Linked DNA regions of Homo sapiens: region 2 is linked to region 1. Evidence: read pairs that join two places in POLR2A ChIA-PET (ENCODE). Cell type or tissue: OCI-LY7. All regions are shown on one strand. Each heading gives the region's core, and the rest is flanking DNA. Links, peaks and the distances in the headings are about the cores only.

Region 1 (15,521 bases), core at 3,233-11,232:
AGTTTTATTGGCAAAGTATTCAAATATTAAAAAAAAAAAAAAAAAGGCCAGTCATGGTGGCTGACACCTGTAATCCCAGCACTTTGGGAGGCTGAGGCAGGAGGCTCACTTGAGCCCAGGAGTTTGAGACCAGATTCGGTAACGTAGTGAGACCCTGTCTCTACAAAAAAGCAATTTGAAGGAGACAATGTGGGTCAATTTCGGAGCATACATAGTGACTGAAATTTATTTTAATATATTGACTAAATAAAAGTTCATGAATCCTTACTACTACTAAAAAGGGAATGAGGGAAGACCTTTTTCTTACCAAAGAATGCCAGTATTAAAGGAAGAAAAGAATGACATACTTAGAAGAATCACCCTTTTACAACCCTGTAGCTGATTCAGGTAAGGATCATCAATAGATATACTAAAGCATCATGGGTAACAGGATATTCAAGATGTCAGAGATCACCCCCTGTACTGGTAATTGCCAAGGACAAATTATACCATAGACGTGACATTCAGTTGCCTTAACCAAGTAGCCAAACTTAGCCTTCTCATGTGTTGCAATATAAAGAATATAAGACATATATGAAGAATTCTTACTCAAAATGTTTTACTTGACTCTAATAAAGCTTCTAAACCTAACTTCCTATTTATAGGTTAATACAAAGGGTAAAGGAACAAGTTAAAATGTCTTCACACATTGCCGTATATCCCCTGGAGGGCAAAACTGTCCCCAGCTGAGAAATGCTGGCCTACATCAAATGACAACACATAAGCCTTGATTGGAACTTGGTATGAAAAACATTTTGGGAAAGTTGGATAAATCTAATAAATAAGACTTCATAATAGATGATATAAATTTTTTAAAAAATTTTCTTAGGTATGACAACGATATTATAGTGTGTTAATCTGACTGTTTGCCTTGCCATAAAGGAATACCTGAGACTGGGTAATTTATAAAGAAAAGAGTTTTATTTGGCTCATGGTTCTACAGGCTGTACAGGAAGCATGGCACTGGCCTCTGTTCCTGTTGAGGGCCTCAGGGAGCTTACAATCATGGCGGAAGGCAAAGGGGGAGCCATTGCATCACATAGCAAGAGAAAAAAAGGGGAGGAAGTGCTGTATTCTTTTAAACAACCAGATCTCATGGGAAGGGCACCAAGCCATTCATGAGGGTCTTCCTCTGTTGCCCAGGCTAGAGTGCAGTTGCACGATCGCAGCTCACTGCAGCCTACATCTCCCAGGCTCTAGTGATCCTCCCACCTCAGTCCGCAAGTAGCTGGGACTACAGGTATATACAACTACACCCAGCTAATTTTTGTATTTTTTGTAGAGATGAGGTTTCGCCGTGTTGGCCAGGCTGGCTGGTTTCAAACTCCTGGGCTCAGGTGATCCTTGCATCTTGGCCTCCTAAAGTGCTGGGATTAGAGGTATGAGCCAGCACACCCAACCAGCCTTATACTTCTTTTTAAAAAAACTTTTATTTACCATAGTGAGAAAAAGTGTCAGAAAAGCCTTATACTTTCAATTATAGAGGTTTTGTAATACCTGGCCCTACCAGATATCAAACTATATTATATCATCTGCAATTATATATATAATCTAATTATATCTAATTACAGGTTTGATATATTATCTGCAACTAGAGTTAGTTTTATTTCTGGTCCTTAAATTTCTAGTTGTTTTATTCTGTCTCATTCTGCATCTAACACTGTTTCCAAATAGTGTTAAAAGTGGAGATAGTGGGCATCTTTTTTTTTTTTTTTTTTTTAATTGAGACAGAGTTTCATTCTTGTCACCCAAGCTGGAGTGCAATGGCATGATCTCAGCTCACTGCAACCTCCACCTCCAGGGTTCAAGCGATTTTCCTGCCTCAGCCTCCTGAGTAGCTGGGATTACAAGCACCACTGCGCCTGGCTAATTTTGTATTTTTAGTAGAGACGGGGTTTTGCCACGTTGGCCAGGCTTGTCTCAAACTCCTGACCTCGGGTGATCCACTCACGTCGGCCTCCCAAAGTGCTGAGATTACAGGTGTGAGCCACCGTGCCCGGCCAGCATCCTTGATTTATGTGTGTGCCTTCTTTCTCATGAATTGAGAGAAGAAAAGGTCTCTACAATAAAAAAAAAAAAAAGTTAACTCATGGTAAAGCCATTGCCCCCAACCAGTAAAATAAACCATCTTAGAGTTTATATACTACTTAAAAGTTGCAGTGGTCTCATGTTAGGTGATCATATTCTTTTATTTATATATATGTATTTATGATAGAGACAGGGTCTCAATATGCTGCCCAGGCTGATCTTGAACTCCTTGGCCACATTGATCTGTCTGCCTTGGCCTTCCAAAGTGCTGGGATTACAGGCATGAGCTACCACACCCAACTGCCTAGGCGACCATATTCTTAGTCCCAGTTTCATATAATATTATCTTTCTCAATAAAGTTGTTTTGTGGAGTGGGGAGGACTTAATTGTGTGATTTCTTAATACTTTTAATAAGACTGACCCATTAAGAAAAGTTTTGTAGGATCTGAGAGCTATAGTTAAAAAAAAAGTGGGGGGAAAAGTCTTTGAACATACTATGTTGCGGTAGGTGTTACAAAATGTTGCCTGTTTGTATGCTCAGATCATTGGTAAGGGGACTTACACTCTGAGAATCAGGGCTAGGAATTCATTATGAAGTTATGTTGATTTTTTTCCCCCCAATAAAGCTACCTCAAAAACATTGAAATTATATAAATGCCTTTAAAATTATTATGCTTCAATTGGTAAGCTTTAGGATATGAGCATGGCAGAAGTTCATTTTTATTTCATTTTTAATAAAATTATAGTACGGAAAATGATGTATCTAACTTGTCTAGGCAGATATTCCTACATACGATCCTTAGTCTCTAATTTGTTGTAGATGCTAAGTACTTATAAGTTGAAAGTGATAGGCCGTAAAGCCACATCACCCCTTCTTTACTGCAGGATTCCTCTTCAGTGATCATGGTTGGTATCTCCACAACATAGATTAAGTGGTAGATTAGATAGGGCTAGGGAGCTGCTGCTTCTCCTTTGTTAGCTTTTCCTTTGTCTGGTCATAACCATTCCATTGGCCATAGTGAAGCCCATGGATGGATCATTTCTGTAGAAAAACAATTCAGCATATGCTTTATTTAGAGTGAATCTTCGTTATTGGTTTGCTATGTGAAAATAAGCAGCCCAGTAAGACATGGAGTGCTATAATGGAAAGAGAGATCTGGGCTTTGTTGTTGCTGTCTTCTGTTTTGTTTTGTTTTGTTTTGAGACGGAGTCTCGCTCTGTTGCCCAGGCTGGAGTGCAATGGTGTGATCTCGGCTCACTGCAATCTCTGCCTCCCAGGTTCAAGCGATTCTCCTGCCTCAGCCTGCCGAGTAGCTGGGATTCCAGGTGCCTGCCACCACGCCTGGCTAATTTTTGTATTTTGGGTAGAGATGGGGTTTCACCAGGCTGGGCACGGTGGCTCATGCCTGTAATCCCAGCACTTTGGGAGGCCAAGGCTGGTGGATCACCTGAGTTCGGGAGTTCGAGACCAGCCTGACCAACATGGCAAAACCTTGTCTCTACTAAAAATATAAAAATCAGCTAGGCGTGGTGGCAGGCGCCTGTAATCCCGGCTACTCGGGAGGCTGAGGCAGGAGAATCACATGAACCTGGGAGGCAGAGGTGGCAGTGAGCCGAGATCATGCCATTGCACTCCAGCCTGGGCAACAAGAGTGAAACTCCATCTCAAAGGAAAAAAAGAGAGAGACGGGGTTTCACCATGTTGGCCAGGCTGGTCTCAAACTCCTGGCTTCAAGTGATCCCCCCTGCCTCAGCCTCCCAAAGTGCTGGGATTACAGATGTGAGCCACCGCACCCAGTGAGATCTGGACTTTGAATTTGGGCATGTGTGTTCTAGTACGGGGTGATTATTTTAAGCCATCCTTGTTACATCTTAGTTTCCTATCTGTCAGTAAGGTTGGATTATACAATCTAAGGTCTCTTCTACCTTTAAATTCTCAAACAGTAGAGAAGATTTGCATATTGTATTGATTGTTGGCATTTTAGGCATTTTAATTCCCATATCCCTATTTTTTTTTGGCAGTTAGTTGCTTTAGGTAAAGGGAATATATGTATTATGCATGTATGTATATATGTGTGTATATAGTGCATTCTAAATTTATGTGAAAATATTTGCAAGTGTCCTTTTAGTTTAGCACCGTCTGTTACGGAAGGGTTCTAATACTCCATTTTTCCCCTCACGCTATTGTCTTATGGAAACTGATGCTTCCAGTTTTCAACCGGTTAAAGCTGTTGCTTGAGTCATATCTTGATATTTTCACCTTATCCATGCATTATGGCCTCTTCTTTCTTCATTTGAAGCGTTCCATCATTAAATCAAGGTTTTCAAAGAGGAACCCAAAACAGGAAAACAATTATAATCATACTTAACTTCAGAATTGATTGTTTTTTACCAATGTCAAAATGAGTTTTTGGTAGAATGCTTTAAATTATGTAGTAAAAATATTTAAAATTATGTGTTATTTAGATCTGAGAAACAAGCCTTACTTGGGTTTTCTGTGTGTTAGATCTGTTTATTTGTTACAGAGTGGGAAGAAGTGTTTAAAGATTACAAGGAAAGATAAAGAGTGGGTGAATATGATTAAGAGGTTTCTGAGAAAAAGATGACTTTTGGACACGTTTTGAAGTAAATGTGGATTGATGGGGGAAAGGATATTTTCTGAAATAGATTGTGTGGTTTTTTAAGATTAGATTGCTTTATTAATTTTTTATTTCTCATATGTTAATTCATAGTGCACTAAAGATGGTTGGTTACCTGCAGTTTAAGGATAGAGAAGCAGAAATTTGGGGAATAAAAGATGTTTCCTGTCTTTAAATTCTTCACTGTTAGAGCATGGTACCTAGTCCTATATGCTATGTATGATTACCAAGCATCTCTCTTTTGGTATCAGCAGTCAGAAGATGTGTGAAGCAGATAAAACTGAAAGTTTAAGAGCATAAAATGAAATCTAGTTGAGTATGTATATATTCTACATCTTACAAAAATGTTTGGCTTGGTACAAACATGAGGTACTTAGCTGCCAGGCTGATAATCTATGTCCAACTACTGCATTTTCAGAAATACAGGTTTGTGGCACCACCTGAACTCAAAGGATAAGATTTGGTGAACAAATGCCTAGCAAGTGTACTCTGATAAGGCACAGGAAGTGCATGACAATCAGGGACATTTCTTTAACATTTAAGGAAGGGATTGGGAAGTTATGAAAAGAAGAAAGACAGCCTGTATATTTTTGCCAAAGGACTTAAAGATGTTATTTCATATAGTACCTCTAAGTTCATTTTTACTTATTTAGCAAACATTTATTTGCAGTTTTATTGTATATCATGCATTATTATGAGTGGTTTATGAATATGAACTTAAGTCCTCTTAACAAACCTAAATATTTTCATGTTTTCACGAGAGGATAGTTCAAATGCTTTTGCTAAATGCTAATTTTTTTCCCAGTTATTTATTTAACAAAGGTTAGTCATTTAGTTTAACATGAAGCTTCAAGCCTCAGATTTTGTAGTGAAAATTCTGCACTGCTCTGTGGTTTCACTAAAGTAATTATGTTACAAAGATTTAATCATTTTTTAACAGTGGACATTCTATAGACAGATATTCTATATTATGTTTATAATACAGGCAGAAATAGGCAAATAAAAGTAATCTTCCTTCATGTCACAAATTACCGTGAAACTTTTGACAGCATGTAGATTTGAAAATGCATTGGGGGCCTGTCGCAGTGGCTCATGCCTGTAATTCCAGCACTTTGGGAGGCTGAGGCGGGCGGATCATGAAGTCAAGAAATTGAAACTATCCTGGCCAATATGGTGAAACCCCGTCTCTACTAAAAATACAAAAATTAGCTGGGCATGGTGGCGCGGGCCTGTAGTCCCAGCTACTCGAGAGGCTGAGGCAGGAGAATCGCTTGAACCCAGGAGGCGGAGGTTGCAGTGAGTCGGGTTGCACCAGTGCACTCCAGCCTTGGCGACAGAGCAAGACTCTGTCTCAAGTATATGAATAAAATTTAAAAATTAAAGAAAATGCATTTGGAATGATTTTCCTTAAGCAACATAAACGCATCATCTGTTCTTTTTGTGGGACTTTGTTCATCTATGCTTAGTACAAACGGAGAGAGGTGAAATGAACCTACCTCACATTTGTAAGGAAGGTGTTTTACAATTTTTCCAAGGTACTTTGTACCCTTATTATGATTGTTTTTCTGTTGGCTTCCTCTTTTCAAAGTCCTCTTCCTTTCATTTGCTTTAGTTTTAGGTCCTGAGATTCTTCTGTAGAGGTTTTGTTGTTTTTGTCCATGCTTTGTAATTCTCTCAGAATGACAGGAAAAATTATACTGAGTTATCTCTCATGCATTTAATACATATGAGGCCAGATAATTCTGTAGAAATACTCAGACCCAAAACTTTATTCAGATAAATATCTTACTGAGTCTACCTGCTTACTGTGCCATCTTCCACTTCCTGGTCAGTAAGCTGAGTGTTGTCTGTAAACTGTCTCTAACTCATCTAAATGATAATGTAGCAGAAAATAAAATCAACCTTGCATTCCATCGTGTTGGTGCAATCAGTGGGTTGTGGTTATCAGACCAGATTCTGAACATCTTCTAGAGAATTATGCTCTAGCTGCATTGTCTGTATTATTTGGAAGAGGTAGGGAAAAATCATTAGTATAGACTGTGTTTCTCGCATTTGAATTAAATGTAATAGGCACATCTGTAGTGTTACTCCCAGTAGACACTCAGTACATATTTGTTGATTAAATAAAGAGACTTGGATTCTGTTTCCAGCTCTGCTACTAAATGGATGGGTTTCCTATTCTGCTTCCTCACCCTTTCAGAACTCACCTGTTTTGCATTTCACTAGGACAAGTTAGAGGGCAAAAAGTATTTGAGTTAATGCTGAGTGTTTTAAGTGGAAAACAGCTAGTCTTTTGGTGTGCCACCCTGAGGGGAGAGGACAGAAGAGACCTGACCTGGCAGTCTTTATTGAGAATATAGCCTGGAGAGTAGAGATAGCCCAGGGTCTGGAGTCATTTTATTTTCTGTTTTGCATAGTCCAAATTTCATCTGGCCCTGGGCCAATGAGGGAGTAGTCAATTTCATGGATGCTTTAGAACCAGTTTGAGAGTGATTTCTTTAAAATTGGTATTCTTTCTGCAATTAAATATAGAACATTGAATTTTGACACACACCCTCTCTCCTTCCCACTCGCTGTGTCATTTATTTCCCACCCACTCTTTTCCAACACTCTTCTTATCTTTTCATCCAGCTTCAATTTTCTTTCTATCTTCTATCCCATCTATCAAACTATTCCCTATCTATAGCACTGTATAATCTTACAGAGCCATAAATAAGAATGGCTCTGTAGGTCAGTATGACCCATGGAAATAGATCACAGATAATACACCAGATGGTTATCTGGGTGCAAGGATGCTGCATCAGGCTTATTCCAGCGCTACTACTACATAACATTGTCTAAGGGGAGATGCTGCCACTTGCCCTCTGTTTTCTTCTTCTCTTGGGTTGAAACTAGGGTAGGGTATCATAGTTCTTCTGCTCCTTGTGGTTCGGAGCTAATCCCTTGGCCTAGCATCAAAGATTATCTCTTTTACTCCCAGTTCCTCAAAAAAACTAAAGTACTGATTCTACCCTTTGTAAATTAGTTCCTGTTTGAGTTCCAGAGAAAGGTATTTACAGTTCCTTGACTAAAGTCCAGAGAGTAGAATGCTAGAGGAAGCATTCCTCTAATCAGTTTGTTCATGATTCTGGTGGTTTGGCTCTTCTTTCTCTGGGCACTGAAAAGCAATCTTTTACCTCTTTGGATTTTCTCAGTTCCTACTTCCTGGTTTCATGTGTCCAAGCTACTATTGCCGTTTGCTTCCCCAAGTATCTTGCCTCTCTTTCGTGGTGTCTCTTGACTCTCATATCCTGCTCTTACAGTCTGATGAAACACTTACCTTCTAGGCAGTTCTTTTAAAATGAACAAAACAAAACTTTCATTGTATTAAAAAAAAATTTTTTTAGAGCAGTTTTAGATTCATAACAGAATTGAGAGGAAGGTACAGAGATTTCCTATGTACTCCCAGTGCCTACACATACATAGCCTCCTTTCCCTGATTATCAGCATCCTCCACCAGAGTGGTACATTCATTACAACTATAATTCTCTGGGGTTCTTTAGTTTTGTTTTGTTTTGTTTGAGATGAGGTTTCACTCTCGCCCAGGCTGAAGTGCAGTGGCATGATCATGGCTCACTGCAAACACAACCTCCCAGGCTCAAGTGATCCTCCCACCTCAGCCTCCCAAGTAGCTGGGACCACAGGCACATGCCAACATGCCAGGCTAATTTTTGTGTATTTTGTAGAGATGGGGGTCTCACCATGTTGCCCAGGCTAGTCTCGAACTCCTGGATTCAAGCCTTCCTTCCACCTCAGCCTCCCAAAGTGCTGGGATTACAGGTGTTGAGCTACTGCACTCAGCCTGTAATTCTTTTTAATGATCCTGTGGAGGGTGTACTGAGTGGAAAAGAGCTACCAATTTGTTTTGCATAGAGCAGTCTAATGTCTCTATTCACTTTTGTAGTTCCAAAATGTGTTAGAGGAATTTCAGGATGCACAAATTAGCTAGCAGGTAAATTTCTGGCTGTGATTTTGATGAAATAATCCAAGAGAGGAATGACCAGATAACTTTTGATACATATTTTATAAATTTTGGGTTTGATCTCAGTCTTTTATTTTTCTTTTCAGTTGCTCTAGGTCGTAACCAGCCTTTGAAAAAGGAGAAACCAAAATGGAAAAGCGATTATCCTATGACAGATGGACAACTACGCAGCAAGAGGGATGAATTTTGGGATACAGCACCAGCTTTTGAAGGCCGGAAAGAGATTTGGGATGCCTTGAAGGCTGCTGCACATGCTTTTGAGAGCAATGATCATGAACTGGCACAAGCAATCATTGATGGTGCAAACATAACATTACCACATGGTAGGTTTGGTGTTCCTCAAGGACAGAGGAAACATAATCAACTTTGTTTCTGATAGCAAGAAACCAAATGGGAGAGTGTTTTTCCTTGCTATGAATTATTCTAACTTTTTTTTTTAATGTAGCAAGGAATAGCATTCCTCTTTTTTTCTTGTACATCTTTCAGCTGGAGACAGGTTTTACTTTGTGTGTTTGTGTATACGTATATATTTTTTAAATATATCTTAATTTCAGAAAAGAACTCTTGATCATCTAAAAAGTTTCCGTGTAACCTAGTCCTCCATGAAGACCTCTTCCCTCCACCCTCCCACCCCCACCTCACCAGCCTCATCACCCTGCCAATCTATTGGAGCTTCCACTTCACTGGTTTCCTCCTAGCAGCGCTAGAGATAGAGTCTCAGTTTAGATTTTGTAAGCTGTAGAGACTCAGAGGATGCTCCTTTTAGTCATTATACTTTCTCATCAAGCCTATTTTTGGCATAATAAGCAAACCCAAACTTAGAAGAGAGTCCCGCATGTTTTTAAGGACAGTTTTCCATGATTGTAGCCCTGAGCATTCTTAGGAACTTCTCTCTTTTGCGTAGGAATGTGACTCTTTTAAGGATAACTGTAAGCTTTGAATGTTTCTGGGGATACACATATGCTGGTCCATGTACATACTCTTGTTTGGTCTCCTTGATGAGAAACATAGAATTTTTCATGCTACATTGAGATTTAGGTGTTAATTTTGTATTTACATTTTTTATTTCTGTATTAATATTCTCAGTATTCTCTTTAGTTTTTCAACTTAATATTTTTCAAGGTTGTCTTTTCAGATTTATGTAATAACCACCTTGCATTGATTCTATTCATTATTGTACCTTCATTGTTTTAATCCCTAGTACGTCCCTTTATCTACATTCTTAGAGGAACAGGGACTTTCATTGTTGAACCATCTGCTTTATGTCCTTTCACTGTATGTCACATGAAAGATTTTTATTTTATTCTATTCTTTCTCTCTCTCTTTTTTGAGACAGAGTCTTGCTCTGTCGCCCAGCAGGCTGGAGTGCAGTGGTGCACTCAGCTCACTGCAACCTCCGCCTCCTAGGTTCAAGTGATTCTCGTGCCTCAGCTTCCCCACCATGCCTGGCTAATTTTTGTATTTTTAGTAGAGACAGGGTTTCACCATGTTGGCTAGGCTGGTCTCAGCTCCTGACCTCAGGTGATCCGCCCGCCTCAGCCTCCCAAAGTCCCTTTTTTTAAGAGACAGGTCTCACTCTGTCATCCAGGCCAGAATGTGGTGGCACGATGACAGCTCATTGCAGCCTCGACCTCCCAGGCTCAAGAGATCCTCCCACCTCAGCTTCTCAAGTACCTGGTACTACAGGCACGCATCACCATGCCTGGCTACTTTTTTTTTGTTTTTTTGTTTTGTTTTGTTTTGTTTTTGGAGAGGCATGGTCTCACTATGTTGCCCAGATGATCTCGAACTCCTGGGTTCAAGCAATCCTCCTGCCTTGGCCTCCCAAAGTGCTGAGGTTATAAGCATGAGCTGCTGTGCCTGTCCAAAAGATACTTAACTTACTATATCCTTGCCAGATTCCAAATCACCATTAGTTTTCTGATTAATTGTGCTTCCAAGAAACATTCCTTTTTTTTATAGCTGCCTGTTCTTTATTATGAAAGTTTATTAGCATAGTCTTCTGTTACTAATGTTATTGAGCACCCACTGATCACTTTTTCTATACATGTATAAAAGTGATCCCTCCTACATTTGAAGAATTTATAATAGAATGCCATTTTCAGTGTGACTTTTTTTTTTTTTTTTTATGACAGTGAGTCTTTTTCTTTTGGTAACTTATTTTATTTTTTTGAGACAGGGTCTCACTCTGTTGCCCAGGCTGGAGTGCAGTGGCATGATCTTGGCTTACTGTAACCTCCACCTCCCAGGTTCAAGCAATTTTCATGCCTCAGCCTCCCAAGTAGCTGGGATTACAGGCATGTGCCACCAGGCCCAGCTAATTTTTGTATTTTTTTGGTAGAGACAGGGTTTCGCCATGTTGGCCAAGCTGGTCTCGAACTCCTGGCCTCAAGCTATCTGCCTGCCTTGGCCTTCTAAAGTGCTGGGATTACAGGCGTGAACCACTGCACCTGGCCTCAGTATGACTCTTTAGTCTCAGTTTTCATGGATAGTCTCTAAATTCTTTACTTTTATGTGATTGTGGGTTGGGAGGTGGTGGGCATCATCTTAGTCCATTTACCTTTTTCAGTTTTGTAATTATCGTCTTCACATACCACCTTTATATAATATAACGGGAAGGAGTCTTCCTTTACAGATAGTTTTATCATCCTTCTCTTTTTGATGTCCATATCCTCTGTTTTTCAAGGAAAATATATGTTTTATAGACCTGTATGTGGGTGGAAGAAGAGTCATGTATGTGTGATTGTGTGAGATCCAGAATGTTGGAACTTTGAATTTCTTATTTTGTACTTATAATTACCTACTGGAATACCTGGTTGCATTCTGTATATTGTAGCCTTGTTTAAAACTTCATGGAGCCAAAATAATTCTGTTGCATGTAAGGCTGGGCCTCATGCATATCCTACTGGATGTGGGCTCAGATCACTAAAGACCGAAGTCCCTCATTTCTGCTTCTCTGTGGAAAATGTTCCCGGCAGCCCTGCCTACCAGCAGATCAGGGAGAATTACTCTCAGAAATTCAAGAATTATTAGATGACCCTCTATTTGCCTTCTATGTTTAAGGAATATTTTCTCCTTAAGCATGGAATAATCAAGCCAATATCTGAGCCTTTCTCTTTCAAAACTCTGTGATAACATTCTGGGTGTTAATATTGTCACTGATGCCCTTGATTGACTTCTTTTGTTCATATCTGAATCTTGTCAATATTTCTTGGACCTTATAATTTTGTTTTGTCATGTACTCTAACTCACCATCAGTTTATAACTAGGCTATTGTATGCTTTTACCTAGACTGGCTTAGTGGTATTGCCGAAATTCTTTCCATCTTTTTTGTGTAATTACATGTTTGAGATTTTACTTTGGGCCAGGTGCAGTGGCTTACGCCTGTAATCCCAGCACTTTGGGAGGCCGAGGCGGGCAGATCATGAGGTCAGGAGATCGAGACCATCCCGGCTAACACGGTGAAACCCCGTCTCTACTAAAAATACAAAGGATTAGCCAGGCCTTGTGGCAGGCGCCTATAGTCCCAGCTACTCAGGAGGCTGAGGTAGGAGAATGGCATGAACCTGGGAGGCGGAGCTTGCAGTGAGCCAAGATCGCGTCACTGCACTCTAGCCTGAGCGACAGAGCAAGACTCCGTCTCAAAAAAAAAAAAAAAATAAGGAAAAAAATAAATTTTACGTTGGGCACATTGTGTTGTACTACCCCTTAAATATCCCAAAGCACTTTATATTTTAAGTTTAAATTATTACATAGACTTGACTATTATTTAGTTCAGCCTTCGATATCAGTTCTGGTCTTACTTCTGTCCCTACCGTATTACTTGCAGCTATGTGACTTTGGGCAAATCACATCTTCTGTAAGCTTCAATTCTCTCATATGTAAAATATGGATAATAACTGTCTTACCTCTTGGGATGGTTATGTTGATTAAATGTAATAATAATACATGTAAGTTGCTGATCAGAGTGCTCGGTATCCAAAAAGCACTTAATAAATAGTAGTGCTGATGATCTTATTTCCTGAACTCTGAAATTAACAAGTAAATTCCCTGTTCCCTGCACCAAAATTCTGAATTAAGATTTTGATCATTTTCTAAATTACCTTTTTTTTACTTTGAGACGGAGTTTCACTTTTGTCACCCAGGCTGGAGAACAAAATAACATTACACTTTTTAATTATCTTCCTCTGTTAATAACAACAGTAAGTCTTCAGTTTATTCTCAAGTGGCAATGGGGAGAGTAAGAGGGAACTTGTCATAACTACCTGTTAATTTTATGTATACACATACGGTATATTTTCATTCTGGAAATTGACTCATATTGAGAATGGTATGAACATATACTGTGGAAAAAGCTCCCCATGTGATTTTGATACCTGATACCTTTCAGTTTTCCTGCCCTGTATGAGCTTTATTTTTCATGATTTGCACAGCATGTTATTACTCATTGTCTTACATTTCTTGAAGAGCTTATTTCCTTTTTCTCATTGATTGCTATTTTGCCATTACCTACAAATCCTAAAAATATTCTTAATATAGTAGTTTACCAGTGAAACCAGGTTATAGATCAGCGATTTGCCAAATTGGTATAAACAGGGTAAGAAAAAAACAAGTAGTATTTACACTTTTCACACAGTTTCTGCGTAGTGAATAGTATACTATTCAGTACTTTTCAGTGAAAGCTTATTCAGAAACTGTATCTTGTAAAGATGAACACTTAATGCTTTTTGTAATTATGATATAGAAGATTTAAAAGGATTTTAGGAATTGCCTACTCCCTTCCTCTACCTCCTGATTTTCTAGAAAGGTAGTTGTTGATATTTGTTTAGCATCTACAATTATCTCATAATTTTTAGTGAGAATATTTTTTTCTAACATGTTTTCCATATCCCAGCAATTCAAATGTAAAAGCTCTCCTCTTTTTTTTTTTTTTTTTTTTTTTTTGAGACGGAGTCTTGCTCTGTCGCCCAGGCTGGAGTGCAGTGGCACAATCTCGGCTCACTGCAAGCTCCACCTCCCGGGTTCACGCCATTCTCCTGCCTCAGCCTCCCAAGTAGCTGGGACTACAGGTGCCCGCCACCATGCCTGGCTAATTTTTTGTATTTTTTAGTAGAGACAGGGTTTCACCGTGTTAGCCAGGATGGTCTCGATCTCCTGACCTTGTGATCCACCCGCCTCGGCCTCCCAAAGTGCTGGGATTACAGGCGTGAGCCACCGCGCCCGGCCAAAAGCTCTCCTCTTAACCTCCTTGAATAGATGGAGTAGCTAGCTACTCCCTGTTACTCAAACATGCTTTTCTACTGGGAAACAGAAATTTAACCCCGATTTTATTCATACTTATTATAGCTAAATGTTGCCAGTTCTTCAGTTTGGCTTTTGAGGACCTGTTTCTTTTGTCCTTAACCCTTAAGGGGTATGGGAGGTAGAAAAAGTTAATTCTTAAAAGGCTTAACTTTTTTTATTTCTCTTTTCACAGAGTTTGTTATATGGGTGGGAAAGGAGTTCCCCAGAATGTTTTTTTCTTTATCTCAAAATATATTAAATGTGCATTATGTATAATAAAATTTAATTTTTAAAAAAACAAAGGCACTTACAAATAGTATAAAGAGCATGTTATGTGTAAGGAACCAACGTATGAAAAGAACACTGGACTGAGAATCAGCAATAAAATACTCAAAACTCATGTTGTTTTTATTTATTTGTTTATTTTATGTTTTTTTTTTGGAGACGGAGTCTAGCTCTGTCACCCAGGCTGGAGTGCAGTGGTGCGATCTTAGCTCACTGCAACCTCCACCTCCTGGGTTCAAGCAATTCTTGTGCCTCAGCCTCCCGAGTAGCTGAGATTACAGGCGTGCAGCACCACGCCCATCTAATTTTTGTATTTTTAGTAGAGACCGGGTTTCACCATGTTGGCCAGGGTGGTCTCAATCTCCTGACCTCAAGTAATCCACCCGCCTCGGCCTCCCAAAGTGCTGGGATTACAAGCATGAGCCACTGTGCCCACCCTCATGTTTTGAATTAACATTTAATTCTTATGCCTGTAATAATCACCTACAACAGTCCCCACTTTGCACAGATCAGAAAACTGAAGCACAGAGAGGTTGCATCATTCTTCCAAAGTATAAGTCTTGAAATTGGGATTTGAACTCAAGTCTTGGATCTAACAGTAACTAATGCAACTCAATGCCCTGGACAAGTCATTTCATCTCCCTGTTCTGTAAAGTGATTGCACAAGTAATCTTCAGTGTTTAGTCTATGTCTAATGTTTTAGTTCTCTTGCACACTATATAGAATACTTCAAAATAGTAAATTGTTAAAGAGAAAAAAGCAGATTCTCTTAAGACATAGACAGGAAATGCATGTGTGTAAGTCTTGTTTCTATTTTCCTTAGGTGTTTCAGAGGCCCATTAAGAAGCAGGCCATGAATTTTGGTGTGGACTTTAAAGGTTCCTATAAGAATTTTTCAGGCCGGGCACAGTGGCTCATGCCTGTAATCACAGCACTTTGGGAGGCCGAGGTGGGTGGATCACAAGGTCAGGAGTTAGAGACCAGCCTAGCCAACATGGCGAAACCCCGTCTCTACTAAAAATACAAAAATTAGCCGGGCATGGTGGCGGGTGCCTGTAATCCCAGCTACTCGGGAGGCTGAGGCAGGAGAATTGCTTGAACCCAGGAGGCATAGGTTGTACTCCAGCCTGGACGACAAGAGCAAGACTCTGTCTCAAAAAAAAAAAAAAAAAAAAAAAAAAGAATTTTTCATTTGGCCAGGCATGGTGGCTCACGCCTATAATCC
Region 2 (15,521 bases), core at 5,019-13,018, 96 kb after region 1:
GCTCAGGGAGGGAAAGTGGGGGAGGAGGCTGGCAGCTCCTTGGCCTAGAGGGTGAATCAGGAGGCAGGGGGTGGTAACAAAAGGAAGGAGGCAGCAACATGATGATGTGGATAGTTGGCCTCGTCAGGAATGTTTTCTGTGCTAGGCCTGTGCCGGGTGGGCTGTTTCCTGACTATCTCACCAAATCCTCACAGTTCTGTGGGATTGAGTTTTGTTTGTTTGCTTTTGTATTGCTCTGTCACCCAGGCTGGAGTGGAGTGGCATGATCTCAACTCACTGCAACCTCTGCCTCCCAGGCTCAAGCAATCCTCCCTCCTTAGCCTCCCAAGTAGCTGGGATTACAAGCATGTGCCACCACACCCAGACAATTTTTGTATTTTTTGTAGAGACAGGGCTGGTCTCCAACTACTGGACTCAAGCGATTTGCCTCCCTCCGCCTCCCAAAGTGCTGGGATTATAGGCGTGAGCCACCACGCCTGGCTCGAGATTGAGATGTTGTCACCCCCATTTTACAGATGTGAAGACCAAGGGTTAGAACGGTGGAGTGGAGAGGCTCGTCCCACATGTCAGAGCCAGGCTCCAGCCCAGGTCTGCCTAGCTCCAAAGCCTTCTCTCCTGCCCCCTGGAATGCCCCTCTCTGGGTGCCAGGCTCTGGGCATCACTGGGAACAGTTCAAAGGATGTAATCTGTGACCCCCACCCTTCCACTTGAGGGGCCATCGTCCGGCAGAATGTTTTTTGGCAGGGCTTGGTGGTGAGGAGGCCTGTGCCGGGGGACCTGTCCAGCTGCTCCCTTGGGCAGTGACCCGGGTGCGGTTGGTGGCCCAGAGCAGATGGAGCTGTGAAGCAGCAGGTGGATAACTGAGGGCTTTGCTGGGATCCCGCTGTTGGAATAGCCGGCCTGGGCTGTCTATCTCACATGCAGAGGAGCAAGGGTGATTGTCATTCCAGGATTCGCCCACCATGTCACCAAGCACGTCCATGTAGCCCTTCCTGTCAGGTCAGTGCACCATCTGACCTTGTCCTTCCCCTGCATTAGTACTCTCCGGGCACCTCCCAGCCCTGCTTCCCTCTGCCCCCCACCCTGTCACTCACACCCTCATTCCTTCAGTTGATCATGCACAGAGTGGGATTGGAATCTGCCTGCACCCTGTCCTGCTGTGTGACCCCAGACACGCCTCTTCGTGCCTCTGAGCTCCAGGCTTCTCATCTGGACGTCGGGGATGATAGTGCTGATCACCACAGTGTGTCCAGGGTTGGAAACCCAGCTGGCAGACAGTAGCAGTGTAGGAGGGTCCCAGACCTGCTCGTGGCTTTCATGGTATGACTCCAAGCCAGGCATCTTAACTAGCAGGACAGGCGTGTTGCTCATAGTCCACATCAGCCAACAGATGTGTGAACCACGCCCACAGGCTACGCAGATGGCAGGTGTGATACGATCACATGTATATTGGTTTTCATCCGCAATTCCTGGCTCATAACTCCCATAGCCCTTATTACAATGTTTTGTTATCATGTTGGGTGAGTTAGGCCTCAGGAGCAGGCCCCAGGAAACAGAGTCTCTCTCTTTGACCTTCTCCTGTCCTCCTGTCACCTGCCTAAGGCAGGACTCTAATCTGATTGTGGGTCAAGAGACCGATTCCAGAGGGGTCTTATAGGAAGGCATGCCACACAGAGAGGCCAAGAAAAGTCTGAGGCTGGGCACAGTGGCTCACGCCTGTAATCCCAGCACTTAGGGAGGCCAAGGCGGGCAGATCACGAGGTCAGAAGTTCGAGACCACCCTGGCCAATATGGTGAAACCCCATCTCTACTGAAAATACAAAAAGATTAGCTGGGCATGGTGACATGTGCCTGTGGTCCCAGCTATTCGGGAGGCTGAGGCAGGAGAATGGCGTGAACCCGGGAGGCAGAGGTTGCAGAGAGCCGAGATTGTGCCACTGCCCTCCAGCCTGGACGACAGAGCAAGACTCTGTCTCAAAAAAAAAAAAAGAAAGAAAGAAAAGTCTGAGCAGCAGGTCTTGCTGGGTTTAGACCGTGCACTTTTTTTTCCAATCACGTCTCTGTACACGGTTGTCAGTCATGCCTGTGTAACGAAGTCTTCATAAAATCCCAAGAGGATAGGGTTCAGGGAACCTCTGGACAGCTGACCAGGTGGAGCTTCCTGGAGGGTGGTGTACCCAGGGAGGGCATGGAAGCCCCTTGCCCCTTCCCCCAGCCTCACCATACACATCCCTTCATCTGTATCTTTTGTAATATCTTCTATAATGAATCAGTAAACATAAGTAAATGTTTCCATGAGTTCTGTGAGCCAGTTCCAGCAAATTAACCAAATTCAAAGCAGGGTTCGTGGGAACCCCAACTGGAAGCCAGTATCTCAGAAGGTCCAGAGGCCTCGACGTGCAACTGGTATGTGGGGTGGAGGGCGCAGTCTCGGGGCCTGAGCCCTCAGCCTGTGAGATCTGACGCTGTCTCCCGGTAGATAGTGTCGGAATTGAATCGGAATACACACAGCTGGTGTCCACTGCCTGTGTGTGGGGAAAACCCCCACATTTGGTCACAGATGTCTTCTGTGTTGATGATTGTGGTGTGAGAACAGAGGAAAAACAAGGTTTGAAAGTTATTCCTCAACAGCAAGCTTTTTGTACTATTTGAATTGGTGTGGCCCTTTATACATCCACACCTTTCATATAAGAATCCAGACATCTGACTTGGCCCCACGGGCCCTATTCCCTCGCAGGCTCTGTGCGCCAGGCTGGGTGTGGCTGCCCCTCTACATAGGTACATGCTCCCTGGTTTGTCCTGCCCCGGCCAGGTGACCACTCTGGATTCATGCTCCTTCCTGTATGAGATAGGAGCAGATGATTCCAGTGCTGTGGGAAGGAGTGTGGAGACAAAGGAGGTAGAGGGGGCTGTGGGGCTGTGTTCCGTTTTCCTTGTGTTTCTTGAGCTGCTTCCTTCTTCCTGGCCTTGGGAGTGGGTTGTCTCTGGTGGAACCTTTAGCAGTTGCAGCTATCGTGGCCTCTGTCCCCGTCATGATAATACCTACCTGTGTCTGGCATTCCACATGCATGATCTCATGTGATTGGCCTCCCACCTCCCTCGTTTAGACAGGGTAGCAATGATTCACTCAGTCATTCATTCACTCACCAACACATGCTTCCCCGGGGAGCACCGGCTGTGGGCCCGGCAGTTTAGGTGCTGGGGCACAGACACGAAGGCCTGCCCTCTGGAAATTTACATTCTACAGGGGGCAGGGAGGAGGGGGAGGCAGACAACAGACAATAAAAGTAAGGCGTATAGTATGTGAGTTGGTGACGTGAGTTGGTGACGTGTGCTGTGGACAACAGATGGACGCCACACAGTGTGTGTGTGTGCGCAGTGTTTTACTGTCCTGTGGGAGGTGTGAGCTTGCCCAGGACACCTGTTGTTTCTCCAGCCTTGCACGGGGCAGGCGCTGGTGCAGGGCTGTCTCTATGGATGGTGATTTCGGTTTCCAGCATGGACACAGCACGGACACAGCATGGACATGCTACTAATGGCTGTGCTGTACTCACTGGACACCAGGTTCTGAGCTACAGGCTTTCCCTGTGTGATCCCATGTGATCACAACCAGGGAGGCAGCCTCTACCATCACCCCCACTTTACAGATGAGCATACTGAGGCTTGGATCTCCGAAGTTACTTGTCCCAAGGTCATTCTGTTAGTGTCCGGCCATAATTGGGACCCAGGTGTGTCTGGCTCCAGAGTGGAAACCCAGTGCTCACCTTGGTTCACGTGGGAGCTTTGGTTCTTTGGAGACATATGTCCCTTGACTAATGAATCCGGGAAGGCTGGGGGTTGCCCTTAGGGAAGTGCTTCTTCCCTGGCTTTCTGAGCAGGCTCTGAGCGGGCCAGCGCGTGCTCTGCCTGCAGTGGCCACCGCCCCACACTGCCCCACCCCCGCCGCCTTGGTTTGACTCCTACCTGTCCCTCAAGGACCAACTGAAAGGTTACAAAACATTTAGCAATTTGAGTTGAATGTGCCGCCTTCCAACAGCTGGTGTGCTTTTCCCTGTCCCTTCTTACCCTTGTCCTGGGATTTGTGAGTCCATCTCCTGACCTCCTCCTTGGGGGTCACTTTCCTCAGGGCAGGGGCATGGGCCTGGCTCCTTCCCCTTTGTGTCCAGCACTGTCCTTAGCAGAGCTGGCTTTAGAGAACAGTGGCCAGAGAGACAGATGGTCAAATGGATGAAAAATGTCCCTGCAGACACAGAACTGCCTTTGTCTCTCCGCTAGGGCTGAAGTCCGGTTAGCATCTGCACAGAGTCTGATCTTAGCCCTGATCTTGGCATTTCTGGAAGATGGGATGGACTCAAGCTCAGGGGACTTTGACCCCAGAGCCAGTGCTTGCGACCTGTGGGCCAGATAGTACCTGAGGGAGTTAGGTCCCCTGAAATTGAGTCGCCTTGGTTCCATCCTGAGGTGCCTTGGGACTTGGGCACGCGTAGTTAGGTGTGCAACCACCTGAGTCTCCTCATCTGTAAAAGGGGGTGGGGGGTATCTAAGTCATCCCTTAGATGTTCCCTCCCCTTTGCCTCGGCAGGACTCCCTCCACCCGGCCCCATGGCACGTACACGCTTAGGAACCTCAAGGTCACTCCCTCTGTTCCAGATGCCCTTGCCCATGGGTGAACTCAGTTCACCCTGCTCAAGGGCAGTCCTAATTCCTTCCCCAGGCTTCCTTCGAATGTGGTGGGTGAGGCTGGGGGTGGAGGAACACGCCTGGCCCAGCGTTCCTGGGAGGCCTGGGGGTGTAGGCTGCCTAGTAAATGGCAGCATTGTTTGGCCTGGAGCTCAGAGATGGGGAGATTCTGGGACTCCACCCACAGCAGCTGGCTGCAGATATGCTAAGGACATTTCTGTGTTGACTGTTGCGTTTTTTGGTGTCTGCCTCCAGGGACTTGCTTCTCAGGCAGAGGCCTTGGTTGGATAACTTTTGTCTTCTGTGCTGTATTGGAGAGGCTAAGGAGGTTCCCAGCACCGCCCCACTGACAGCATCTCTCAGTGCAGGGAGGCCTGGGGGGCTGATGGTCATGCCTACCTCTGCTTCCGCAGGAAGAAACAAGCCTAGAGAGGGAAAGCAGCTTGCCCGTGGCTACACAGCTAGGCTGTCCGTGTGTCTTGGAGTCAGACTGACCTTGGTCTATACTCTGGTTCTGTCACTTATTAGCTGAGTGGCTTTGGGGAAGCCCCTTCCCCCACCAAACCTCAGTTTCCCCATCTGTAAAACAGGAATATTTGTATTGCTTATGAAATTAAGTGAAGGAATGCTTATCAAACACTTAGCGCCATGCCACGTATGCACTAGCGGCTCAGTAATGGCAGCCATCATCTCTTCTCTCTTGGTTGGCAGTAGAGGGAGGGACTGGCTTGCCTTTGTCCTGCTTCGTTTGCACAATCTGGCTGTCATCTCTGTTAGCCATCTTTTGGCTGTTCTGCCCCTGATTTCTGGGCATCTTAAGGCTACTGAATTTTTTCATTCATGTTTATTCATTCATTTATTCAACAAACACTTATGATGATGTACTAGGTCCCGGGCTTTGATATTGGATCGTATGAAGGGAATTTTTTTAGATGTAAACTGCTTCTTCAAGGATAAAGTGACTTCGCTCACTTTGAACCTACATAGTCCATGTTGCAAATGACCTTATTGCTGTTGAGAGCTTCATTTTCCAGATGGGAAAACAGCGGAGGCTCAGAGCAGGAAAGAGGTCAGGACAGCCCCACAGAAGGATGGTGGCAGACCCAGGACCATGTCCACATCTCCTGGCTGTGGCTTATTTAATTTGAGTTCTAGGAGTTTTGCTAACATTTATTTATTGAGCACCTTTGTGTACCCAGGACATGCTCTTGGCCTCAGGAAAGCCCAGGGAGGTGAGGGGATCCAGGCCCAGAGCACGGTGTGGTCACTGCGTGTTGATGCCTCACCTCTGGAGTCAAAGTGCCTTAATTTTCTTTCTTTCTTTTTTTTTGTTTTGTTTTTGAGACAGTGTCTTGCTGTGTTGCTTAGCCTGGAGTGCAGTGGCACGATCTCGGCTCACTGCAGCCTCTGCCTCCCGGTTCAAGCTATTCTCCTGCCTCAGCCTCCCGAGTAGCTGGGATTATAGACATGTGCCACCACACCTGGCTGACTTTTGTATTTTTACTAGAGACAGGGTTTGGCCTTGTTGCCCAGGCTGGTCTCAAACTCCTGAACTCGTGAACCACTGCGCCTAGCACTCGGTTTTTTCTTGAGGACAGCTGGGGCTGTGACAGTGCCAACCCAATTCCTGCTGGTCCTACTGCCTATACGCTGTAAAAGTTAATGTCTAAACCCTGTGGGTGGTCCAGGCTCACCCTTATCTGGGACATCCTGGCTTCCTTATCTCTGGTGAGCAAGCTCACTTGGTATGTGTGTGCTGACCAGTAGGGCCCAGAGAGGGCTGGAGCAAAGAAGCAGAGGGGCCTTTCCCCCCACCCACCCAGGGGCTGTGACCCAGCCTGTTTGTGGCTTCCTCCTTGAGGCATGAGGAGGGATGGGGTGCTTAGATCTCTGCCACTTATCTGTGACCTTAATCTTCCTGAGCCTCAGTTTCCCCATATGTAAAATGGGAATACAATAATACCTAGTGCTGGTAATACTCGATAACATTTATCAAGCATTGACTTACTATGTACCAGGCAATGTCTTTTGTTCTGACATACATTATCCTACTTAATCCTCACAATAAATCTTATGAGGTCCAGGCATTTTTTAGGATACCTACCTCAAATAGTGAGTGTGAGATAATCCATGGAAAGCACTTAGCATACGGCCCGGCACAGAGTAAGCTCTCAAATTGCATTAGGTGTCGTAGATAGGGATACCGAGGTTGGCCCAGGTTAAACTGCTAACTGCCTGCCTTGTGGGGATGTTGAGGACATGATGTAAAACCTTAGAACACCTGCACACATCGGGTTCTCTTTGTGCGCATTACTTAGAAGGGTGGAAATCAACTTGGCACAGCACTTTGGTGTCAATATTTATTCCCAGAGGGCTGGTCTGGTGGAGAAGAGAGATTTTAAAATCCTAGCTCTGTCAGTCCTAAGCAATATTGAGCTGATTCCTAATTTGCACAGCTCTAAAGACGTTTGTGTAGTAATCAGTCCCACGGCAACTCTAAGTGGACACTGGGCCAAAAAGGCAAATAATTACTTAAATTGAGGTGTGCAGGTCTAATGCTGGGTGTGTGACGTGTGCTGTCTCATTTATCCCCGCCTAGCAGGTGGAGATAACCATCCAGACCCATAGATTGGCCTCCTGAATGTGAACTCCCAGGAGATGGAAACTGTTTTTTCACTGCTGTATTCCCAGTGGCTAAAACAATGCCTGGTACAGGGCAGGTGCCTGATAAATTTATGAATGAATGGACGAGTTACCTTAGAGGTGTTGCGGCCTGCCAGGATCCCGTAGCAAGGCCCCAACCCTTACACGGCACCACGACAGCTGCTCGATCTAAACTGATGGGGGTCATGGAACACAGGTGTCCAGTTTCCTTTGGCCCTCAGCCAGAGAAGAAAGCCGGCGATTACAGGCTGCTGTGACATCCCCCATCAGACACCCTCTGAGAGCGCATATAGGCTGAGGTTGCCAGGGAAACAAGGAGTTCCTGGGTGCAGAGACCACACCTCTGACAAGAGGGCCCAGGTAGAGCAGGCACCTCCCTTACCAGAGTGTATTACCTGTATCTAAGCCCATGCAGGACCACCTTATTTTTCTCTCTTTTAAATTTTTTTTTTTTTTTTTGAGACAGGGTCTGGCTCTGACACACAGGCTGGAGTGTATGTAGTGGCACAATCGGCTCACTGCAACCTCTGATTCCTGGGCACAAGCCATCCTCCCACGTCAGCCTCCTGAGTAGCTGGGACCACAGGCACGCACCACTATGCCTGGCTAATTTTTTTTTGTATTTTTTGTAGATACGAGGTCTCACTTTGTTGCCCAGGCTGGTCTCGAACTCCTGAGCTCAAGCAATCTTCCCGCCTCGGCCTCCCAAAGTGCTGGGATTACAGGCATGAGCCACCGCGCCTGGCCCTAAATTGTATTTTCTTGTGATAAGAACACTTAGCGTGAGACTACCCTTTAAACACATTTTAACGTGTACAGCACATTGTGCAGACCATAGCTATAGCGTTGTCCAACAGATCTCCAGAGCTTATTCATCTGGCTTAACTGAAACTTTATGCCCAGTAATGAGTAACTCCCCATTTCCTCTACCATCAGCCCGTGGCAGCCACCATTCCACTCTTGATTCTAGGATTTTGACTGTTTTACCAGATTCCTCATTTAAGTGGAATCTGCAGTACTTGCCTTTCCGTGACTGGCTTATTCCATGTAGCATAATGTCCTCAGGGTTCATCCATATTGTCTCACTTTGCGGAATTTCCTTCTTAAGGCAGAATAGGGATCCATTGTGTGTACATACTACATTTTCTTTATCCATTCATCTCTTGGTGGACATTTAGGTTGTTTCTACATCTCGGCTTTTATGAATAGTGCTGCGATGAACATGGGGGTGCAGGTATCTCTTCAGGATCCTGCTTTTAATGCTTTTGGATAAATACCCAGAAGTGGGATTGCTGGATCATATAGTAGTTCTATTTTTATTTTTATTATTTATTTATTTATTTTTGAGACAGAGTCTTGCTCAGTTGCCCAGGCTGGAGTGCAGTGGCACAATCTTGGCTCACTGCAACCTCCGCCTCCCGGATTCAAGCGATTCTCCTGCCTCAGCCTCCTGAGTAGCTGGGATTACAGGCATGTGCCACCACACCAGGCTAATTTTTGTATTTTTAGTAGAGACGAGGTTTTGCCATGTTGGCCAGGCTGGTCTCGAACTCCTGACCCCAGGTGATCCACCTGCCTCGGCCTCCGAAAGTGACGGGATTACAGGCATGCACCACCACACCTGGCCAAGTAGTTCTGTTTTTAATTTTTGAGGAACTTCCATACTGTTTTCTATAGCAGCTGCACCGTTTTGTATACCCACCAACAGTGTGCAAGTGCTCCCTTTTCTCCACATCCTCATCAACACGTGTCATCTTTTGTCTTCTTGATGATAGCCATTTTTACAGGTGTAAGATGATACATATCTCACTGTGGTTTTGATTTGCCTTTCCGTGATGATTAGTGATGTTGAGCATCTTTTTATTTACCTGTTGGACATTTGTATGTCGTCTTTGAAGAGGTGTCCATTCACGTCCTTCATTCATTTTTTAATTGGGATATTAGGGTTTTTTTTGCAATCAAGTTGCAGGAGTTCCTTATATATTTTGGAGATTAACCCCTGTTAAATATATGGTTTGCAAATATTTCTCCCCATTTTGTAGGCTGCCTTTTCATTCTACTGATTGTCTCCTTTGCTGTGCAGAACTTTTTAGTTTGATGTATCCCACTTGTTTATTTTTGGGTTTTTTTTTTTTTTTTTTGGCTGTGCTTTTGGTGTAATATCCATGAAATCATTGCCAAGATCGATGTTAGGAAGCTTTTCCCCTATGATTTCTTCTAGGAGTTTTATGACACATTTATATGTGTCATCTTTAATTTCTTTTGGCAACAATTTGTAGTTTTCAGTGCACAGGTCTTTTGCCTCCTTTTTTAAGTTTAACACTTCACTTTGTAATTCATTTTGAGTTGGTTTTTGTATATGGTGTAAGGTAGGGCTCCAGCTTCTCTCTCTTTCATGGATATCCAGTTTTCCCAGCTCCATTTATCAAAAAGACTGTTCCTTCCTTATTGATTGGTCTTGTTGGCATCCTTGCCAAAACCCATTTGACTATATATGTCAAGGTTTTATTTCTGGACTCCCTCTCTCTTTTCTTTTTTTTTTTTTTTTCCAGAGATGGGGTCTCACTATATTGCCCAGGCTGGTCTTGAATTCCTGGACTCAAGCAGTCCTCTCACCTCCCAAGGTGCTGAGATTACCAGTGTGAGCCACCATGCCCAGCCTTATTTCTGGACTCTCTATTCTGTTCTCTTGATCTATATGTCTGTCTTTATGCCAGTACCACACCGTATTGGTTACTGCAGCATTGTAGTACATTTTGAAATCTGGAAGTGTGCGACCTTCACCTTTGTTTTTCTTTTTCAAAATTGTTTTGGCTATTTAGGGTCCCTTGAGATTCCATAATATTTTAGGATAGATTTTTCTATTTCTGTAAAAGATGCCATCAGGATTTGACAGGGATTACAATGAATCTGTAGATCATGTTGGGTAGTATTGACATCTTAACAATATTAAGTCTTCCGGTCCATAAAGCTGGGATGTCTTCCATTTATATGTGTCATCTTTAATTTTTATTTTTTATTTTATTTTGAGACGGAGTCTCGCTCTGTCGCCCAGACTGGAGTGCAGTGGTGTGATCTTGGCTCACTGCAAGCTCCGCCTCCTGGGTTCACACCATTCTCCTGCCTCAGCCTCCCGAGTAGCTGGGACTACAGGCACCCGCCACCACGTCCAGCTGATTTTTTGTACTTTTTTAGTAGAGACGGGGTTTCACTGTGTTAGCCAGGATGGTCTCGATCTCCTGACCTCGTGATCCGCCCACCTTAGCCTCCCAAAGTGCTGGGATTACAGGTGTGAGCCACCGCGCCTGGCCAATCTTTAATTTTTTTTTGCAACAATTTATAGTTTTCAGTGCACAGGACTTTTGCCTCCTTTTTAAGTTTATTTCTTCTTAAGTTTTTAGGAATACTATATAAACATTCCTAAGTATATTCATTTTTTGATGCTGTTGTAAATTGAATTTTTTGTTTATTCATTGTTAGTATGTAGAAACACGGTTGATTTTTGTGTGCTTATCTTATACCTGCAACTAAATGTGTTTATTAATTCTAACTTTCTTGCATAATCTTTAGCATTTTCTACATATAAGATTATGTTGTATACCAACAGAAATAATTTTATTGGCTGGGCGCAGTGGCTCATGCCTGTAATCCCAGCACTTTGGGAGGCCAAGGTGGGCGGATCACAAGGTCAAGAATTCAAGACCAGCCTGGCCAATATGGTGAAACCCCCTCTCTACTAAAAATACAAAAAAATTAGCCAGGCGTGGTGGCACATGCCTGTAATTCCAGCTACTTGGGAGGCTGAAGCAGGAGAATTGCTTGAACCCGGGAGGCGGAAGTTGCAGTGAGCCAAGATTGTGCCACTGCACTCCAGCCTGGGTGACAGAGTGAGACTCCATCTCAATAAAAAAATAATAATAATAATTTTATTTCTCCTTTCCAATTTAGATGTCTTTTATTTCATTTTGTTGCCTAAGTGCACTGGCTAGGACTCTCAGTGCTATGTTGTATAGGAGTGGTGAGCGTGGGCATTTTTGCCTTGTTCGTGATCTTGGAGGAAAAGCTTTCAGTCTTTCACCATTAAGTGCGATGTTAATTGTGCATTTTTAATATATGGCCTTTAATATATGGCCTTTTTTTTTTTTTTTTTGAGACAGAGTCTCGCTCTGTCGTCCAGGCTGGAGTACTGTGGTGTGATCTCGGCTCACTGCAAGCTCCGCCTCCAGGTTCATGCCATTCTCCTGCCTCAGCCTCCCGAGTAGCTGGGACTACAGGCGCCCGCCACCACGCCCGGCTAATTTTTTTTTTTTTTTTTTTGTATTTTTAGTAAAGATGGGATTTCACTGTGTTAGCCAGGATGGTCTCGATCTCCTGACCTTGTGATCCGCCCGCCTCGGCCTCCCAAAGTGCTGAGATTACAGGCGTGAGCCACTGCGCCTGGCCCAATATATGGCATTTTAATATATGACCTTTATATATGTTGAGGTTGTTTTCTTCTATTTTGTTTGTTGAGTATTTCTCATGAAGTGGTGTTTAACTGTGCCAAATGCTTTTTCTGCTTTAACTGAGATGATCACGTAGTTTTTTTTTATCTCCTTTCATCGTGTTAATGTGGTATATTACATTGATAGATTTTTGAATGTTGAACCATCCTTACATTCCAGGAATAAATCCCACTTGATCATGGTGTAATCTCTCTTTTAATAGTTGAATATGATTCGCAAGTATTTTGTTGAGTATCTTTGCATCAGTATGTCAGAGGCATTCAAACCAGAGTGACTTTATCTTGAATAGGGGCTGGGTAAAATGAGGCTGAGACCTGCTGGGCCACATTCTCAAGAGGTTAGGTATTCTTAGCCCTAAGACGTTTATAGTTAAGGGAACAGAAACAGACCCAGGATATAACAGACCCAGGAACTGTCCTGATGTCCTTATATCTTAAGAACAAAAACATTCCTAGTTTTAAAATAAGTCTCACTTTAAAGATAATAATATATGCACAGTGAGAACACGTGGACACTGGGAGGGGAACATCACACACCGGGGCCTGTTCGGGGGTGGGGGGCTAGGGGAGGGATAGCATTAGGAGAAATATTTAATGTAGATGATGGGTTGATGGGTGCAGCAAACCATCATGGCATGTGTATACCTATGTAACTAACCTACATGTTCTGCACGTGTATCCCAGAACTTAAAGTATAAAAAAAAAAAATAGATAATAATAAAGGCTCTCATGAAAGACAGTAGTTACACAAAGATTAGCAATCCTTTATCACAAACCCTTGTAGTAGAGCACATCTCCTCCATGATTTTTGTTATATATAAGCAAGCATTGTACCTAGGTGGGCACATTCCTCCTCTTATTTTTTGGAATGCCATGCTCTGCCTATGGAATAGCTATTCTTTCACTTCTTTACTTTATTTATTTATTTATTTATTTATTTTGAGACGGAGTCTCGCTCTGTCGCCCAGGCTGGAGTGCAGTGGCGCGATCTTGGCTCACTGCAAGCTCTGCCTCCTGGGTTCACACCATTCTCCTGCCTCAGCCTCCCGAGTAGCTGGGACTACAGGTGCCTGCCACCACACCTGGCTAAGTTTTTGTATTTTTAATAGAGATGGGGTTTCACCATGTTGGGCAGGCTGGTCTCGAACTCCTGACCTCACGTGTCCACCCGCCTCGGCCTTCCAAAGTGCTGGGATGACAGGCGTGAGCCACTGCGCCCAGCCTGTGTGGAGGTTTTAAATTACTGTTCAGTCTCCTTAGAAGTTACATCTATTCAGGTCTTCTGTTTCTTCATGATCCAGGCTTGCCAGGTTGTGTTTCTAGGAATTTTTCTATTTCATCTAGTTTATTCAATTTGTTGTCATACAGTTGTTCATAGTACTCTCTGATAGTCCTTTCTGTCAAATCAGTAGTAATGTGTCCCCTTTTTCATTTCTGATTGTAGTAATTTGAGGTTTTTTTTTCTTTTTTTCTTTTTCTTTCTTTTGTTTGTTTGTTTATTTATTTATTTTGAGACAGAGTCTCACTCTGTTGCCTAGGCTGGAGTGCAGTGGTGTGATCTCGGCTCACTGCAACCTCCACCTCCTGGGTTCAAGCGATTCTCATACCTCAGCCACCCAAGTAGCTGGGATTACAGGCGTGTGCCACCAAGCCTGGCAAATTTTTGTATTTTTAGTAGAGACAGGGTTTCTCTATGTTGGCCAGGCTGGTCTTGAATGCCTGACCTCAGGTGATCCACCCCAAAGCACTGGGATTATAGGCGTGAGCCAACGTGCCTGGCCATAATTTGAGTTTTTAACTTAGTCTGTTTAGCTAATGAACATATTTTAAAAATTCTTTTGGATCTATATGTAGGAGGGAATTGCCATTTGGATCAATAGTAATGCTACGTTTAACATATTGAGGAACTGCCGGACTCTCCCAAAGTGCCTGGACTGCACATTTTACATTACCACCATCAGTGTATGAAGGTTCCAATTTCTCCATATTCCTGCCAACACTTACTGTTGTTTATCTTTTGTTTTTTGAGATGGAGTCTCGCTCTGTCTCCCAGGCTGGAGTGCAGTGACGTGATCTTGGCTCACTGCAACCTCCGCCTCCCAGGTTCAAATGATTCTTTTGTCTCAGCCTCCTAAGTAACTGGGACTACAGGCGTGTGCCACCACACCTGGCTAACTTTTGTATTTTTATTAGAGACAGGGTTTCACTATGTCGGCCAGGCTGTCTCAAACTCCTGACCTCAGGTGATCCACCCACCTCAGCCTCCCAAAGTGCTGGGATCACAGACGTGAGCCACCGTGCCCAGCCTTGTTCATGTTTTTAATTCTGAGCATTCTAGCATGTGTGAAGTGGTATCTCATTTTGGTTTTGATTAGTGTTGCCCTAATGACTAGTAATGTTGAGCATCTTTTCATATGCTTAGTGGCCATTTGTACATCTTCTTTGGAAAAACATCTATTCAAATCTTTTGCCTATTTTAAGATTGGGTTATTTGCTCTTTTATTTTTGAGTGCTATGAGTTCTTTATGTATTCTGGATACTAGTCCTTTATCAGATATATGATTTGCAAATATTTTCCATTTGTGGGTTACTTTTTCTTTTTCTTTTTTTTTTTGAGATAAAGTCTTGTTCTTTCTCCCAGGCTGGCGTGCAGTGTCACAATTATTGCACGCTGCATTCTCGACCTCCCAAGCTCAAATGATCCTTCCACCTCAGCCCCCCAAGTATCTGGGACCACAGGTGTGTGCCACCATACCCCGCTAATGAAAATTTTTTTCCTTTTTTTTTTTTTTGTAAATATGAGGTCTCCCTATGTTGCCCAGGCTGGTCTCAAACTCCTGGGCTCAAGTGATCCTCCCATCTCAGCCTCCCAGAATGCTGAGATTACAGGCGTGAGCCATTGTACCCAGCCTTTACTTTCTTGATACTGTCCTTTGATGCACAAATATGTTCAATGTTGATGAAGTCCAGGGTATCTATTTTTTCTTTGGTTGCTTGTGCTTTTGGTGTCATTTTTGTCCATCTGGTCTTTTACTAACCCCCATATACCCTTTGACACATATTTAGAGGTCCTCAAAATTTTTATTTAAAGATGGGAGGATATGGAAATATTTTTTTAAAAAACTCATTGAAACAGACTGCAGTACGGTCTTTAATAATGAAGATCCCCAAAGCTTCTGTGTGAATACTCAGGGCTTCTCAAACCATCTCTTGGTAAAGGCTGATGAGGATGATCATACATCCTACCAAAGCCCCTCACTCTTTGGTTTGAGGCAAGATAAAAAGGAACACTGGTGATGAAATTTAGGATAACAAGGAGCATAAAAGAGGCAGTACTTCTGCCAGTTTGCCCCCAAGTTTCTCTACCAACATCTTACAGTGCCTTTTGTTAAGGGGAGGACAGATGTGGTCCCAGGGTCCAGGCCTCTTGCTCTTATAAATTCCCATTGAGCAGTAGTTCTCAAAGTGTGACCAGGGGTCCAGCAACAGCAGCAGCATCTGAGCACTTGTTGGAAACCAGATTCTTGGACCTTGCTTCAGACCCACTGAATCAGAAGCTCTGGAGTGGGACCCAGTGATCTGTTTTAACAAGCACTCTGCTGAACGTTCAAGTTGGAGAGCCGTTGGTGTAGCATTTTCAGCTGGTACAACCTGGAGTCTGCCACCTGGAGAG

The links. ChIA-PET counts read pairs that join two places held together with the same protein. Peaks named below come from ENCODE experiments on the same cell type or tissue, not always from the same donor. Only the 100,000 strongest peaks of a DNase experiment are listed, where the experiment ranks them.
Region 2: POLR2A ChIA-PET joins it to region 1 with 15 read pairs; 6 of 35 experiments call an interaction of 5 or more read pairs at or near these places.

Annotation. Positions count from the first base shown.
Region 1 is chr5:172,227,652-172,243,172 of GRCh38, reverse strand. It overlaps UBTD2 (ubiquitin domain containing 2), which reads left to right. Exons shown (of 3, transcript NM_152277.3): 2 at 8,815-9,051. Among named protein-coding and RNA genes, the nearest start is that of EFCAB9, 41 kb to the right of the region's middle. RefSeq lists an enhancer at 7,996-8,045. In OCI-LY7, for the core only: no CTCF peak of the experiment used is centred there; a DNase peak (open chromatin) is centred at 7,892; H3K4me3 peaks cover 588 bases; H3K27ac peaks cover 1,171 bases.
Region 2 is chr5:172,133,865-172,149,385 of GRCh38, reverse strand. All of the region lies in intron 2 of STK10 (serine/threonine kinase 10), which reads left to right. Among named protein-coding and RNA genes, the nearest start is that of STK10, 47 kb to the left of the region's middle. RefSeq lists an enhancer at 4,680-5,180. In OCI-LY7, for the core only: no CTCF peak of the experiment used is centred there; DNase peaks (open chromatin) are centred at 7,555 and 9,035; H3K4me3 peaks cover 517 bases; H3K27ac peaks cover 3,479 bases.